Regions from separate parts of the Mus musculus genome. Here region 2 is linked to region 1. The links are chromatin contacts, found by Hi-C or POLR2A ChIA-PET in ENCODE. All regions are on one chromosome and are shown on one strand. Each heading gives the region's core, a stretch centred on a gene start or an enhancer-like site at or near the end of the contact. The rest is flanking DNA. Distances are from core to core; before and after follow the strand shown. Region 1 holds the start of Spty2d1 (SPT2 chromatin protein domain containing 1). Region 2 holds the start of Tmem86a (transmembrane protein 86A).

Evidence for each region. Hi-C counts contacts between places; a loop is a spot of excess contacts on that map. ChIA-PET counts read pairs that join two places held with the same protein, here RNA polymerase II (POLR2A).
Region 2: a map of left cerebral cortex shows a loop between it and region 1 (3-fold over the local background). The contact joins the promoter of Tmem86a here to the promoter of Spty2d1 in region 1. A Hi-C loop is called at or near these places in 1 of 37 maps with a recorded cell type or tissue (left cerebral cortex). POLR2A ChIA-PET finds 5 or more read pairs at or near these places in 2 of 5 experiments (Patski and embryonic stem cell).

What each region holds. Positions count from the first base shown.
Region 1 is chr7:47,006,365-47,010,852 of GRCm38, reverse strand. It overlaps Spty2d1 (SPT2 chromatin protein domain containing 1), which reads left to right and starts at 2,439. Exons shown (of 6, transcript NM_175318.4): 1 at 2,439-2,778. The coding sequence starts at 2,719. Gm32031 (predicted gene, 32031) reads right to left here and starts at 2,299. Exons shown (of 2, transcript NR_166573.1): 1 at 2,260-2,299; 2 at 1,845-2,129.
Region 2 is chr7:47,048,880-47,053,367 of GRCm38, reverse strand. It overlaps Tmem86a (transmembrane protein 86A), which reads right to left and starts at 2,728. Exons shown (of 3, transcript NM_026436.3): 1 at 2,567-2,728; 2 at 254-518. The coding sequence starts at 2,587.

The DNA of each region.
Region 1 (4,488 bases), core at 1,190-3,689:
CTCTGTATAGCCCTGGCTGTCCTGGAACTCACTTTGTAGACCAGGCTGGCCTCGAACTCAGAAATCCGCCTACCTCTGCCTCCCAAGTGCTGGGATTAAAGGCATGAGTCACCACTGCCCAGCTAACAATCTTATTTCTTATCACCGTAAATATACCTGCTAAGTCCTTGATTCAATCTGTACTCACGTTCCAACTGCAACTCTATTAAATTCTAATTTTGCCAGCTGAAGTATAGGAGACCCAACTAAATCCAATTTCAGAAGCATAAGAAAGGTTTTAACTGCCATTTATTTGCAAACTCTAGCAACGCTCCACTCTGCACTTTCCTTAATCAGTGGTTACTACTTTCTGTGTTATAGTTACTCATGATCAATCTGCTGAATTAATTGTTTCTCCTTGTAAAGGTAGTGTAACGGTTGTCAACTTGACTATATCTGGAATGAACTACAATCCAGAATTGGAGGGCTCACCTGTGATCCAGATCTTGAAGCTGGAAGACACAAGTTTCTGACCTGGATCTTGGCAAGGAAATTTCTGAGTTCAAGGTCAGCCTGGGGCAAAGCAAGTCCCAGATCCAGGCTTGGTGGTACACACACACCTTTAATCTGGGCCACACCTTACGTTGGACCACACCTTATGCAAGGCCACACCTTATGCTGGAGCCTATATAAGGACACTGGAAGAAGGAAGAATCACTTTTTTTTTTGCCTTAACTTACTTGCTAGGAGATCTGTTGGAACTTCCACAGAAGACCAGCCAAGACGACTAGCCTTGTGGGACTAAGTACTAGATTCTTGGACTTCCCATTCATAGTTGGCCATCGTTGGACTACAAACTGTAAATAATCACAATAAATTCCCTCACTATAGAGACATTTCATAAGTTCTGTGACTCTAAAGAACCCTGACTAATACAGATAGGGGTTCTGCCATTCCCTTACTCCTGACTGAATTACCACAAGCAGCGGCAGTAATTTAACATTAGCTACTGTGCATGTTCTCTCTCTCTCTCTCTCTCTCTCTCTCTCTCTGACACACACGCATGCGTGTGCGCGCGCACACACACACACACACACACACACACACGCACACACACATATACGCATGCTCATTACTACTATATAGTTACTGACAGTTTCATGGGTACACATTTACAGCAGCTCAGATGAGCTAATTTAACATGGAAGAGACATGCCCTGTTTAGTAGTGCACAACTAAGTTCTGGTATTCTATGGAGCCCTTACTAATATACAGGCAAAAACACTCACACACAAAAATGTATATACGTATGTATTAAAAAGCATCTATAAGTACAAAAAAAGTATCTATAAAAGGAATATTATGTTGAGTTAGGGGCGGGTTCTTAAGATATCTGAGGCTGAGGAAGAGAAAAATTTCTACACTGCCAGCCAGTGATGGTGCATGCCTTTAATCCTTGCACTTGGGAAGCAGAGGCGGGTGGAACTCTGTGAGTGTGAGGCTAGCCTAGTCAACAGAGTAATTTCAGTACAGCCAGAGCTACACAGACAAACCTTGTCTAGGAAAGGAAAGGAAAGGAAAGGAAAGGAAAGGAAAGGAAAGGAAAGGAAAGGAAAGGAAAGGAAATTTAAAATTCTAGGGGGAAGGCAGGCTTCATCTTGGTCTTTTACTCAGCCTGAAGTGGAGCCATTCCAATACAGGCGCTCACATCATCACAGAATAAGGTCTATTGTATACACTCACCCTTTCAGCTGTACAAAAAATAGTAAATAATGCAGCCACCCCCACAGTCCAGTTTAGGGGTATTTCCATCACACCAAACCGGTCCGTAGCCCATTCCCACCCCCAGACTCAGGTATACCTAGTTATTCACGTCTACTTTATTGAGTCGAAATGACCAAATTCAAGATAACGCAAAAGAAAGTCAGGCTAGACTCCCAATGAATGCACTATATTCTGCAGTGCGTCAGAGTCAAGTTCTGCTTGGCATGTGACGAAGGTCTTCGCTCTTTCCCTAGGTTTTTAAAAGAACATCAGGTGCCTCCAGGAGATAACTGGCGTCCCAGGGACAGGATTCTTGTGCGCATGCGTAGCTTCGGGGCTCCAGCGAAACGAAACCGAGATCCCTTGCTCCAGACCTGTCGCACCAGCTGTTGGAATACCGTCATTTGGAATCTGTACATCCACGCGTGACACCTACAGAGCCCAGCTCTAGAAGGGGGTCGGGTCTCTCTTCTTCTCCACCCCCCCCCCTCCCACCCCACCCTCCCCGGATCTCACACTGAAACCCTCTCTCGCCGCGAAGATCCTCGGGCTGACCGCTCTCCCCGCCCCCTTTAGCCACACCCCTAAACTGCCATTTTGCGTCTGATTGGCTAGTAAAAGCCTCAGTCCCACCCATTTGAGCCAACGCCAACGGCCACGTACCCGTTTTCCGTGTCTTATCTCCGAAAGCGGAAGTTGCGCAAATACTTGCGAGCGCTGCGGAGGCGCTGAGCGTGTGTGTGTGAGTGTGTGTGTGTATGTGTGTATACATACACACACATACTTCGTATTCGGCGGCAGCGCGGGGGCGGTACACGGCATTAGAAGGCGCCGGAAGTGTCGGTGTCGAGGGGCGGCGAGAGAAGGGCCACCAAGGCAAGCCAGTCAGTAGCGCTTAGGCTCAGCGAGAGGCAAGACTCGCATCCACCGCGTCCCGAGTCCCCGGCCCAGCCGGGCTTTTCTCTTCGGCCAGACATGGACTTCAGGGAAATCCTCTTGATCGCTTCCAAAGGACAAGGTGTCAACCACGTACCGGTGAGTCCCCGGGGTTGCTGTAGGAAACCCGGGCGTCAAGTTCGTGTGTGGTGGGTGGAACTTCTCGGGGAGCGTCTGTCGGCCTCGGGAAAGCCTGAACTACGCACGCCCTCTTCTGGAGTTTTAGCGGAGGTGTGGGTACACGGGAGCTGGGGATGGAAAAGGGAGCGCTTTCTTGGGGTCGCTTTCGCCAGCTCCTGTGCCCTGAAAAGTAGGCTTTGCGGCTTTCGGTGTTTTTAAGAGTTGCGCAAAGTCGGGGGGGATAAGCCGCGCCTGACTGAATACTGTGTAGCATTAGTAGCGCCTGGCGTCGAATAAACTTCAGCCCCTAAATTGAGGACCAGTATAGTCAGGAAACTCGGGGACTTTTAAGAACTTTAAGGACTTGTCCTGATAGCCTTTGGGTCTTTTAGCGGGTCGAATACGGATTTCCAGGTGAACGTTTTGTGATTTCTTGAAAGCGTTCTCCGGTTCGTGGCCCCACCCACTGAACCAAAGATGGTATCACCTGCCAAGGAGGTATCTTCTGTTGGAAAGAGTTCAGGGCTTTGCAGGAAATCCATAGCCAACTGTGAGGTGATCATGTGGGCTGCGGGTGTGCTGGTAGACCTTTTATTTGCCGTATGTCCCTTGGATCTATCGGTTCCCTGTGCGAACGGATTGGGCAAAGCCTTTTTCAGCTTTCATTTCCTAGTGGGCTTCCAGATTTTTAGGTTCCGTTTGCTCAGTAAATGTGTGAGTTTGATAGTATTTTCAGAGGTAAATACTGAAGTGGTCCCACATCTGCTTTCTGGGGTTATAGCTGTTTTGCATAAACTACTCATTTCTGGATCACCAGAAGGTACCCACAGAACAGCTGTAAACCGATATATCGCAATGTGATACCCGAGATTTAATCTGTGAAGTGTCCAACTTAAAAGAACCTTCTAGAGTCAATCAGTTGGAATTTGCGATCTCACTTGGATTCTGCATTTCCTAATTTTGTATGTTGCAGTATTTTTTCCTATCTTGTCACTTCCTGTCAAATCCAGCCTATTTTTTAACCCTTGAGTATATCTACCTAAATTAATGAGTAAACGTAGTTATATTTGTATGCATGCACACACACACACACACACACACACATATATGTCCCACCCTGATAATAATCACTCAATAAGATTCTGCTAAGCCACATCTCATCAGCCTTGCAGGTTTTGCTGTGGGCACAAGCCTTTATGCATTTGTACTTTATGCATTTGTAGATTATCTAGTCACATTACTGTTAGATATCATAATCATGTTTGCATAATTTGGTCTGTATTTTATCTTAAATTTTCTTGAATCTCGAGAAAAGTTTAAAAGAAAAACAAAAAAACAAAAACAGATACTAGCTTTAGTGCCCAAGAATTGTCTTGTGGAAGAATCAGAACCCAGATTTAGAAAGCCAATATCTGGTTGGGTGTAATGGCTCATACCTTTAATACCAGCACTCACAGAGGCAGGAGGATCTTGTGAGTCCAAAGCCAGCTTGGTCTACACCAGGACAGTCAGGGCTAAGGAGAGAGACCCTGTCTCAAAAAACTAAAAAAAAAGAAGGGAGAGAGAGAGAGAATGAGAATGAATGAATTAGAGAGAGAGAATGAGAATGAATGAATTAGAGAGAGAATGAGAATGAATGAATTAGAGAGAGAGAGAATGAGAATGAATGAATTACTAAAAGCCAAAGCT
Region 2 (4,488 bases), core at 1,479-3,978, 42 kb before region 1:
TAAAGAGTACTTGAGAGCTTGAGAGAAGGGGACTGGGGATAACCCAGCAGCTTTCCCCCGGGCGCCTAAGAGGGGGTAAGAACAGCCATAGTTTTAAACTCACACTCTCACACTCTCCTTTACAGAACTGGTCCCCAGCCTCAGAAACTCTCCAACTCCCTGTTCCCTCTTCTGCAGCCTCATCCTACCCCAACCAGGACCCTTTTTCGTCCAGCCCCAAGTACCCACCCAGGCAATTCCTGTAACTACTGACCATGTTCAAAGTATCCGTGGTCCTGCCAGATGAGGAAGGCATCACCCACAGCAGAAAAGACAAGTCCCACGAAGATGAGGGAGGCACTGGGGTGAGCCAGCAGAAACCGAACACCATGAGCCAGAAGAAAAAGCCAGAGGCAAAAGATGGGCAGGCACTTGATAAGGGCGCTGACCCACGATGGGCTGGATGAAGGCAGCCAGAGCACAAAATACACACAGGTAGCCTTAAAGAAGGGCACCAGTTTGGGTCCTTCGCTCTTCACCTGGAGGAGACAGAACAAGGACAACACTCAGAGGTTAGGGGCACAAAAGCCCACAGTGAGATCTAAAAATCTTACACCTTTCCCCAAGGCTGCAGTGCACACCCCAGCCCTATACCACTGAGAACAAAGAGTTCTGACAGAGAAACCTAGCCTGTCTGGCTCCAAGCAGCCAGCAGGATGTGAAAGCCATTATCACCCTGAGGCTCAATTTACCAGGACAGGCAAGGGCTCCACTGTCCAGTCACTCTGGTCCACTGTAGGTCCTGGAACTTGGCCAGAGTCGTCACTCACTGAGCCAACAGTGCCGATTAGGATACTCCTTTCTGCAGCCCAGCCCTGTTCCCTCCTGGCTCTCTGCTCTCCCCTTCTCCAGGCACCCCTTACCACCTCTCCCTGTCAGCCTAAGCTCCCAGCTGTGTGGAACTGGAGTAAGGTCACAGGGAAACCACAGAAATGCACTGACTGGCCAACTCATGACCCAAGCTTTAGAGCCAGGACTCGGGCTTAAAGCCCTGGCAACACCAGGTGAGTGTCAGGAATGTAGGGGTGACAGTACCTCCACCCCACAAGCTTTCTGTCCTGCCTGCCCCCGCCCCGACCTTCCACTCTACCTATGTCAGACTAAAGGTGGCATCAAGGACAAAGAGAGGTGCTAGGGATGCTGGGAAGAGAACTAGATCTGTGTTGGGAGAAGAAACAGTGTTTGAAAGGCCAGAGGTTTCCAGGCTAGGAAAAGGGGATGTTGGCCATTTCTTTCCCAGAGAACAAGAGCAACTTGAGGCACCAGAGACAGGAAGGGGGGTGGGGAGGGCTTCTGATCTGGAGCCAGCAGACAGGCTGGGAGGAGATGGGGAACTGAGAGGGGGAAGTTGGCCAGCTGACTGGGTCTCAGCTGGATTAGGGGGAGGGCAGCTAAAGAAAGGTTTTACTCAAGGCCACTGCAGGCAGAGTCTGAGCAGGGGGAGGAGATTCTGCAGATGTTCTGTGGTCTCCCGAAGCTCCTTCCCCTGGCCTGCAAGTTCAGGGTTTCTGAGCATGAATTGGAGCAGTTGAGGTTCCCTATAGACCCATACTCCAACAAAAGTGCTCTGACTGTGTGTGAGCAAGCCACTCCACACAGGACTCTGAAGGGACAAGACACTTAGATCCCCTGGCAACCAGGTACCTGATGCAACTAGGAAAGGGTAGAGAAGAGACATATAGTGGGTCCAGAGTACAAGCCTGCTCTTGTTTTTCCAGAGGTTAGAGATGGGAGCAGAGTTGACACTCCCTTCCCATGGAAACTCCCTTATCAGGGATAGTCAGAGTGAGGGCAAGGCCAAAGGGAGGAAACGGGGGGGGGGGGGGGGGGGAGGGATGCCCAGCTCCACCTGTCAGCCTTCAGAAACATCACCTTTGCATGCCCAGCTCCACCTGTCAGCCTTCAGAAACATCACCTTTGCTCCCCCTCCCCCTACTCCCCAGACCCATATTTCCTAGAAGAAACTGGCAGTAAGTGGTGAAATCATGACAGTCAGAGAAGCCAGCCTTAGAAGTGTGAAGAGACAACTCAAAGGCTGGAGTTGAGAAAGTCTGGAAAGGAGGTCAGGTCAACAGAGAGAGGTCCACCTTCACCTATCGCCTGAACAGCGTTACTAAGACAGAGGCGTCACCTCCTGCACCTACAATATTAAGAGAAACTTGGGGCATTCCCAGGAAGTCGGCACCCCCCTGCACCCTCTCGAATGCTTCCCTGAGGGTCCACCACACAGAACCCTAGGGCCTGCAGCATCCAGTTCCAGGCCAAGACCTGCAGACCCGCTCCAGACACTCATGGATCAACAGTCACGCTTCCGAGTCACGTGCACAATGTTTTCCTCCCTCCCGCGGGCAGACGAGGGGCGCGCGTAGGAGGGACGCTACAAGAGTGAGGAGCTAAAAACCGTGACAGCAGCCGCTTCCCCGGAGGGGACAGCACCTTCCTCCGCCCCCCTCGGCGGCCCGGCTTGCCGCTGCCTCGTCCCAGGCCCGGGGGGCTTGGCCGCGGGCTCGCGCGCTCGCGCACTCACCACAGTGACCGGAGACACCATGGCGGCGGCGGCTGCGGCTGCGGCTGCTGGCACCCGCTCCGGGTTGCACCACCAGGACGCACCCAGAGCCAGGTGAGCAGACGACCGAACAAAGCTGGGGTGAAGCACAATACCTCCCGCGCGCTGGGCGCTCAGAGTACTGTCTGTGAACCCGACGACGTCACCACAGACCCAGCCAATGAACGGGCCGAAGCCTCGTATGGGCGGAGCCCTGCTGGCGGCGCCGGCCGGGCTCCCTCTGTTTCTGCGTTGAAAAGGAGATCCTCCCACCCCCGGGCGTGGGCGTGGCCTTCAGGCCACGCCTCTTAGGGAGGCGTGCCAGGGCATCCCGGAACGTGACGGCGACCCCCAAGGTTGGATAGCCAGCCTGGCTAAGAGACAGGCACACCACTGACCCGGAGCACAGCGAGATGCATCTTCTCTTAACACCGGAACAAAAAGCAAAGGCAGATTCTCGTCAACCTTTAAACATACCATCTAGGCGGATGCAATTCCTTTAAGACATGTCTTTGACAATGTCCCAATGTGTCCCAATGGACACAGAGGATCAACAGACACTCAACGTTCAGCATGGTAAGAGATATGTATCCAGGCACACAATATACTATATAGACTCGTAGTAGCATTAAGCACGCGTGGACACTTGTACACTAAACAAATAAAGCTACAGAAAGGGAGCTGTGGGTTGACCATCATCCTTCACCGTACCATGAAAGACACGATGAAAGCAAGCAGCAGCCTGTATGTGGACCCCATAACAGCAATGAGTAAACAAATTACAGGCACTAGGTTGCCTTGAACATACACCCCTCACAGCTGCAGCAACGGTGACCAAAAGACCCAAAGGCGTGTAAACTGGCTGCCAGAAAAACAATAAAATGGTTATAATACTAGTGGTTTGAAGCATGTTTAGAAGTATGTGTTCAGAATTTGGTGGATTGGCAAGGAGTCAAATGGACTGCAATGCGGCTGTGTTTGCCACTTCCATAGCCTTTGCCTCTGTAGCCTAGATTTCCTCAACTGTAAAATGCATGGGTGACCTCTAAGGCTCTGCTCAATCCAGACACGTTGTGTAGGATGAAGAAGGGGAAAGGTACCTGGTTTCGGGAAGTACAAGTCTATCTAGCAGGCTACATGGGGATGCAGGTTTCCAAATACATCCAAAAGGGTAGGAATGTGGTCTGTAATATACACAAAGCTTTCAGCGGTTGGAAAGGCAAAGAACGCTGGCCACTCCTGAGATGGGGATACAGGGCTGTATACTAGACCCCAACCTCGTGCTGGCCAGGGAGAGACACATACTGAACTCTCCAGTGAGCTCTTCCTGAGGTCATTCTCTTCATTTCCCCCTCCAGGCCTTCCCCAGCCATCCTGGTCCCTAAACTACCGACCTGACATCCCCTCAGAGAGGGACAGCCCTTTTCCTAGTGACAGTATTGACAACCGAAAATTCCAAATGTCATCCAAAAAAGGTGAGAGTCAAGGTTTGAGGGAGGGGAGTCACATGCCTAATCTCTAGGCACACTCATGTTTTTTCCTAGTTAGCAGCTTCTCACCTACATTATCTGAATGAGCAATGAGAATGGCTGCCCCCAAGGCTTTGTCATATACACTATTACCAAATGTGTTGCTCAGAAAGAACATTGAACTGAAAGCAACACGGACTTGGCCCCTCCTTGCCTGGGACTTACTGGTGGTGTAATTGGGCACACGCTACTCCATCTTTGGAGCCTCAGTCTCCCATCAACAGGTTATAAAATCACCACACGCATTTACAAACCTTCCCATGTCACTTAAGGGTGTAGTCAAGCCAGGCATTTTTGTTTCTCTGGACCCTAGTTTGCCTAATTATAAAGATGAGACTGTGAACTTTTAAGAGGATTTCTCTTACTAGGGGAAGA